Linked DNA regions of Homo sapiens: regions 2 and 3 are each linked to region 1. A link is an interaction called in ENCODE POLR2A ChIA-PET data of the cell type or tissue named here. Cell type or tissue: A673. All regions are shown on one strand.

Region 1 (2,500 bases):
TCTCAAAAAAAAAAAAATAGTAAAAATTAAAATAAAAAAAGAAGGCCAAGGTCACAGCATGTATAAGTCAAGTACCAGTGAGATTATAAAGGAACATCATTTAAAATAATAATTAGTTCCCATTCATTAAGAGCACATTATGTGACAGGTACTATGTTAAGCATATTACATATTATTTCTGATCATTTCGGCAGTTCTAAAAGGGAGGTATATCATGTTAAATGTTATACAAATTTAACAGATGAAGAAACTGAGAAGTAGGGAGAATGTGTAACTTGCATAAAGACAGACACACAGCAGTCAGTACCAGAGCCAGGATTCTAAACCACATTTATGATTCCAAAGATCTTTGACTGTATTGCACTGTTCCTTAGAAACAAACCCAAGGACCTTGAATCAGTAACCTAGTTCTTCTATAATTAATGTTATATGTTACAAAGGACACCCCCTTTAACATTTAAACTCAGCCTGCTCTAGGCACCAGGTGTTCTATCTTGATCACACCAACCTACCCTTATCACCACTTTCCTCAGCCTAACTTTGGACCTGATTAAGTACTAGATCTCCTCAAACAAAACTCTCAGAAATAAAACTGCAACAAACTAAACTGTAGTTTTCTCAGGTATCAAATGGCATTAAGCTTAAAAGAACCGGAAGGGAATATTTACTGAGAGCTATTTTGTTCCAAGTTGTGGAGCTATAATCAGAGATTATATGATCTGTGGTAAATGGTAAAAGGAAGGCCTCCCTACCTCTAACCCAACACCCCTGTACTGTTTGTGTTTCTCTTCTGTGAATGGTAATTAGATATTCCGTGGGTAACTGTGGTCTCCCCTAAGGGTTATATAGACCTGGTGTTGATCACATGAAAGAAGTGGGGCCTGTATCAGATATAACCACAGGCTGGTAAGATAAAGAATTTTTTTTTTCCCTCTGGACCTTCTCCTCTGTATTTAGAGAAATCTGGATATGCTGGAGGCACTCCCAAGTAGCAGAAATAAAGATGGCTTCTGCCACTAGAAAACATATGTGTTGTGGGTCAAGTAAGGGAGGTATCCCAATAGAATACCACAAATTACAGAGGTGTGTGTTTTATCTCGTGAGCCAGATATTACAGAAGCATAATAGTAACTCTGTACTTATTTCCCTTTTTCATCTCTGAGCCTTTAGTAACATACCAGATGTTACAGCCTGGTCTCAGCTGTGTTCTGCAGGAGTATTAAGAGAAGACTCTCCTCTGGGGCAGAAAATTAAAAGAAAGCAGCACCTCTGAGGTCAGCAAGGGATTCCCCAGGGGAAAGTGAATCTTCAGGAACAAAAGTCCTTGCTGTGAGCTCCAATTACTCCACCCCATGTGCAGAATCTCCTTCTAAAGCCAGTTCTGTGGGACCCTGGCTTTTATTTATTGAGATAGAAAGCAGTTTTTCCCTATCAAAAACAAAACCTTACTGTAAATCCAGGTCTGACTCCAAATCCCATATCCTTACTGGCTGTTACATCATACTGCCTCCCAAATATACTATTAATAGAAAATTGTTCAGCCAGAGAATCATTTAAGAGGAGAAGGAGAAAGGGAGAGATGAGAGGAAAGAAGGGGGAGGGAGGGATTTCATCAAAGCAATAAAAACTCCTTGTAGATTGGATGTAAAACACAGAAATATTTAAATTAATTAGCATACACAGAGAGTAGTATCTGATACATAGCTAGCATTCAGTATGTGTTAATTCCCTTCCTTAGGAACAAAGACCATAGAGCCAAGTAGAAAAATGCGGTCTTATGTTTTGGCTTTTGAGGAAGTCCAAATATAATGATATTAGAACAGATACCCAACACGAACAACAAAAAACTCCATGCTTCCTTACTGAAAATTTTTTTTCACAGGTAAAAAGAACCCAGAATTGGGGTGAATTCATCAGTTCTCTGTTTCAATCAAAAAGAGGAACACAATATGCGCTTCTCCAAAATGTATAAAAGCAAAAATATATGTAAATTCACGAATTCATTAAACTGCAAAATCACTTGCTATTTTATTTACTTTAAGACAATAAGGTATATCTTTCTGTAACTGCTAAAAGCTACACTTCAGATTGCAGGTCACTTGTGTACAAGTTCCCCTTTCAAAAACACCCTCCCAACTCAAACCCCTTCCTGTTTTTCAACCTTGTATGTTTACTTTCACATCTGCTGCAAAAGATAAAAGCAACAATGGAGACATCAACCACATGACTGTGTTCTACCCAACCGGAAATAAAGCTCTGAAGCCAGACTTGCTGTGAAATGGGTCTTTAGAATACTCACACTCAGGCATAAAAATGTTACAGTATAAGTCTGGATCAAATCCAAAGATCAACACTAGACAAAACCAGGTGCAGCTATATTACACATGTTTATATATAATAAGCATTAGACAGACATCCAATTTAAGTAGAAAAATGCATAAGTCAAGAGGTAAAAATTATTCTCATTGCAAGATTATTCTCTCCCATCTCCATGAGGTCA
Region 2 (2,500 bases), 120 kb after region 1:
TCCCTTGGATCTACAAGAAAAATTGAAAAAGGCTGGGCACGGTGGCACACACTTGTAATCCGAACATTTTGAGAGGCTGAGGCAGACAGATCACTTGAGCCTAGGAGTTCGAAACCAGCGTGGGCAACATGGCAAAACCCTGTCTCTACAAAAAAAAAAAAAAAAAAAAAAAAAAAATTAGCCAGGAATGGTAATGTGTGTCTCTAGTTGCAGCTACTTGGGAGGCTGAGGTGGGAGGATCATTTGAGCTGGGAAAATAGAGGCTGCAGTGAGTCGAGATCTTGCCCCTGCACTCCAGCCTGGATGACAGCAAGACCCTGTCTCAAAATAATAATAATAATAATAAGTTGAAAAAAACATAAAAAGATCTTGTGTGTTTCTGTGCCCTCCAGCTTAGTGCAAGCCCTGACACACAGGTGCTTACTTGATGAGTGACTGAATAAAGAAGCTCAGTTCCAACTTTGGTTACTTCGTAATTTTTTTTTTTTTTAAAGAAGCTCACAATCAAGAAGTTGTGAAAGAGGGCTGGGTGTGGTGGCTCATGCCTGTAATCCCAGCACTTTGGGAGGCCAAGGAGGGCGGATCACCTGAGGTCAGGAGTTCGAGACCAGCCTGAACAACATGGTGAAACACCGTCTCTACTAAAAATACCAAAAAAAAAAAAAAAAAAAAAATAGCTGGGCATGATGTTGGGCGCCTGTAATCCCAGCTACTTGGGAGGCTGAGGCAGGAGAATCGTTTGAATCTGGGAGGCAGAGGTTGCAGTGAGCTGAGATGGCACCATTGCACTCCAGCCTGGGTGAAAAGAGCAGAAGTCCATCTCAAAAAAAAAAAAGAAGTTGCAAAAGATATGTAAATGACCAAGTACATGAGTGAAATAATTGCTAAGAAAACATACATGTTGGCTGGGCTCCGTGGCTCACATCTGTAATCCCAGCACTTTGGGAGGCCGAGGAGGGCAAATCACCTGAGGTCAGGAGTTCAAGGCCAGCCTGGCTAACACAGCAAAACCCCGTTTCTACTAAAAATACAAAAAATTAGCCAGGCTTGGTGGCACACACCTGTAATCCTAGCTACTCAGGAAGCTGAGGCAGAAGAAATGCTTGAATCTGGGAGGCAGAGGTTGCAGTGAGCCGAGATTGTGCCTTTGCACTCTATCCTGGGCAACAGAGCGAGACTGTCTCAAAAAAAAAAAAAAAAAAAAGAAAAGAAAAGAAAAGAAAACATACATGCCTAGTGCAAGTGAATTTCCCCATTCTGGACATTGGAGGAACAAATGAAAATTCAAAGGCTTCTAGAGGGTTTTCCACAATGACCTTCTAAAATGAAAACTTGGAAATGATCAATTTATTTTATTTTTATTTTTTTGAGGTGGGGGACGGAGTCTTGTTCTGTTGCCAGGCTGGAGTGCAGTGGCACGATCTCAGCTCACTGCAACCTCTGCCTCCAGGGTTCAAGCAATTCTCCTGCCTCAGCCTCCAGAGTAGCTGGGACTACAGGTGCGCAACACCACACCTGGCTAATTTTTGTATTTTTAGTAGAGACGGGGTTTCACCACATTGGCCAAGATGGTCTCCATCTCTTGACCTCCTGATCTGCCCGCCTCGGCCTCCCAAAGTGCTGGGATTTCAGATGTGAGCCACCGCACCTGGCTTTTTTTTTTTTTTTTTTTTTTTTTGTAGAGATGGTGTCTCACTATGTCGCCCAGGCTGGTCTCGAACTCCTGGGCTCGAATTCCTGGGCTCAAGCCTCCCAAAGTGCTGGAATTATAGGCATGAGCCACTGCACCTGGACTTCTAGTCTACTTATCTTTAAAAGGCAGTCTCATTTCTGTGGTCACAAATTCATATAACAACGCTGTTGGCTTCCATTTATGGAGAGCATGTTCTATGGCAGGCACTGGGCCAAATGCTATGTGGATTATCTCATTTAATCCCCAAGCAGTCCTATAAGCATATAGAGTTATTATTATTCCATTTTGCAGAGGTTAGGTTACCTACCCAAGCCAGAACTGAGATGCCAAGCCAGATCTGTGTGACTCCAAACCCCAGTCTCCTGACTACTAGACTATGATGCCTCCCAGAACAAAGACTAGAAAGTCACCCAGAAAAACATACTCCGTCTGCCTCTGTTCAGCAGAGTTTCCCCACCACCCCGGTGTAGGGCAATGACTCACTTGGAGCTTGGGAGATTCTTTATTATTATTATTATTATTATTATTATTATTATTATTATTATTATTGAGATGGAGTCTTGCTCTTGTTGCCCATGCTGGAGTGCAATGGCACAATCTCGGCTCACTGCAACCTCCGCCTCCCGGGTTCAAGCGATTCTCCTGCCTCAGCCTCCCGAGTAGCTGGGATCACAGGCATGTGCCACCACACCTGGCTAATTTTGTATTTTTAGTAGGGATGGGGTTTCTTCATGTGGTCAGGCTGGTCTCGAACTCCTGACCTCAGGTGATCCGCCCGCCTTGGCCTCCCAAAGTGCTGGGATTACA
Region 3 (2,500 bases), 64 kb before region 1:
TAAAAGCATGAACTAAAACAAATATAGGTGACATTAATATTAAATATTTTTCTATAAAAAATAGTATGATCCCCCAAATGCCCTAAAGACTTTGTTATTAAAACTTCTCAGGTAGAATCCCATCAAATCAATAAATGAAGGTCTCAGGTAAACCGGAGGATACCAATCCATTGCTCTCAGCATTATATATTCTTCCTGACCAAGCCATTACACGGTATTATTAAAGTTTAACAAAAACGTTATTGTCTCTGCCCATGCTCCTCAATTTTAGCAATGTAGCCTTACAAACTGCAAAATAAGATGTGACTTGTTACATATTCTAAATTTTAAATTAATTTTAATTCTAAGAGAAATGCTTGGGACCAATTTCACATCATTAAGCAAACATGTAGTAGGCTAAAAATTTTAACTACCAGCTAACACCTTTCTACCCAATATTAATCATGTTAAATGCAAAGAAGAGTCAATGAAGGAAGAGTTTCCTGGTGCAATCTTAAATTATCCCCAAATAATACCGATAAGTAGGATAACATTTTTGGTATACATTTTTTTTTGAGACGGAGTCTCACTCTGTAGCCCAGGCTGGAGTGCAGTGGCGCGATCTCGGCTTACTCCAAGCTCCGCCTCCAGGGTTCAAGCGATTCTCCTGCCTGGGCCTCCTGAATAGCTGGGACTACAGGCGCCCGCCACCACGCCCAGCTAATTTTTTTGTACTTTTAGTAGAGATGGGGTTTCACCACGTTAGCCAGGATGGTTTTGATCTCCTGACCTCATGATCTGCCCGCCTCGGCCTCCCAAAGTGTTGGGATTACAGGCGTGAGCAACCGTGCCTGGCCGGCATACATTTTTACTTTTACTTTCAACACAACAAAACTACCGACATATTTTTATCTAAACCCGACTAATTATTTTCTTTTAAAAGAATATGTTACTTCCTTGTGTAACAGCTGGAAAACAATTAAAAGAAAAAAAGAATGCATGGTTGACAATTAGGAAAAAGAAATTAATTATTTGACTCCTGCATTAAATACTGGAAGTAATCTAAAAGACTCCTTCCGATCTTTCATGACCCTCTCACTGCAACCTCAGGAAGTCTCTTCACTGGCTATCCTATCTATCTATGCCCGCTCTACTGTCTTTCATATCAGTACTCTGGTGGCTTTATAACTTATTACAATAAATAATTATTTTTATTTGCTACTTTTTTGTCTTCTCTATTAAAGTCCACAAGGGTAGAAATCATGTCTGTTTTATAATAATAATAATACCAAACATTTATACAACAATTACAATGGGCCAGTCACTATTCTAAGAAAATTACTTATGTGAACTAACTCAATCCTCATAACTACCCTGCGAGGCACGTAGTATTATTATATCCCCACTTGATAGAGGGAGGATAATAGTACCTGGCCTGCAGGGTTGTAAAACAGGCCAGAGAAATTAAGTAACTTGCCTAGGATCATACAATTAATAAGTCACATACCAGTCTGGCTTCAGAATCCACGATTTGTTTTTTTTGCTTTTTTTTTTTTTTTTTGAGACAAGAGTCTCACTCTATCACCCAGGCTGGAGTGCAGTGACATAATCATGGCTCAATGCAGCCTCGACCTCTCAGACTCAAGTGATCCTCCCACCTCAACATCCCAAGTAGCTGGGACTACAGGAGAGCCACCATGCCTAGCTAGTTTTTTACTTTTTTGTAGAGATGGTGTTTCTCCATGTTGCCCAGGTTGGTCTCGAACTCCGGGGCTCTAGTGATCCTCCTGCCTCAGTCTCCCAGAGTGCTGGATTTACAGGCATGAGCCACCACACTCAGCCCCAAAATCCATGATTTTAAACCTCTTCACCATATTGCAGTTTTTATTTACCAAGGTATATCCAGCCTAGGGCCTGGCACACATGGTAGGTTTTCAATAAATATTTGTTGAATGAATAAACAAACATTAAAAATTTACATAGGCTTCCAAAAAATCCAAGCTACTCTGGATGAAGACTGGTACAATCCTATATTTATATATATTATACACTTAAATGTAATATAAATATATATTTATATATTTATAATATAAAGCAAACACGCTTTTTAAAAAATTCTGGATAAAAAAGAACCATTTAAATAAAATCCTATTACATATACAGAAACATGGTTAGGCAAATAAACCTTTATCCAGACGACTCTGATCCACAAGGTTTTGACTATAAATATTAGTTTCCAAAAGGCCTAAAATAGTTTGTTCTTTTAAATAATATCTCCTTGAAATTTTACTAACAATATCGTTTCTTTTTCTCCACATGAAGACAAATAACCTACGGACAATTTATTTCAATTCGGAATTAAATCTTAATGAATGAGATTTTAGTTAAATCTAAAATTAACTGTCCATCATCTGTGTCAACTTGAGTACGAATCTATGAACTTTAGACAATGCAGACAAGTTCTGATTCAAATGTTAACTAAAACAAGATATGGATTTTCCCCTATATAAAGCTGAAGGAG

Evidence for each region. Peaks named below come from ENCODE experiments on the same cell type or tissue, not always from the same donor. Only the 100,000 strongest peaks of a DNase experiment are listed, where the experiment ranks them.
Region 2: POLR2A ChIA-PET joins it to region 1 with 21 read pairs; 2 of 35 experiments call an interaction of 5 or more read pairs at or near these places.
Region 3: POLR2A ChIA-PET joins it to region 1 with 12 read pairs; 10 of 35 experiments call an interaction of 5 or more read pairs at or near these places.

Annotation. Positions count from the first base shown.
Region 1 is chr1:28,926,748-28,929,247 of GRCh38, reverse strand. The region is part of intron 1 of EPB41 (erythrocyte membrane protein band 4.1); the gene reads right to left. It overlaps LOC124903886 (a long non-coding RNA gene), which reads left to right. Exons shown (of 3, transcript XR_007065563.1): 2 at 1,171-1,274; 3 at 1,883-2,019. Among named protein-coding and RNA genes, the nearest start is that of EPB41, 13 kb to the right of the region's middle. In A673, no CTCF peak of the experiment used is centred here; DNase peaks (open chromatin) are centred at 1,287 and 2,227; H3K4me3 peaks cover 2,098 bases; H3K27ac peaks cover 2,456 bases.
Region 2 is chr1:28,807,563-28,810,062 of GRCh38, reverse strand. No RefSeq gene overlaps it. Among named protein-coding and RNA genes, the nearest start is that of OPRD1, 3.4 kb to the left of the region's middle. In A673, no CTCF peak of the experiment used is centred here; no DNase peak of the experiment used is centred here.
Region 3 is chr1:28,990,743-28,993,242 of GRCh38, reverse strand. The region is part of intron 2 of EPB41 (erythrocyte membrane protein band 4.1); the gene reads right to left. Among named protein-coding and RNA genes, the nearest start is that of EPB41, 77 kb to the right of the region's middle. In A673, no CTCF peak of the experiment used is centred here; DNase peaks (open chromatin) are centred at 1,072 and 1,492; H3K4me3 peaks cover 777 bases; H3K27ac peaks cover 2,500 bases.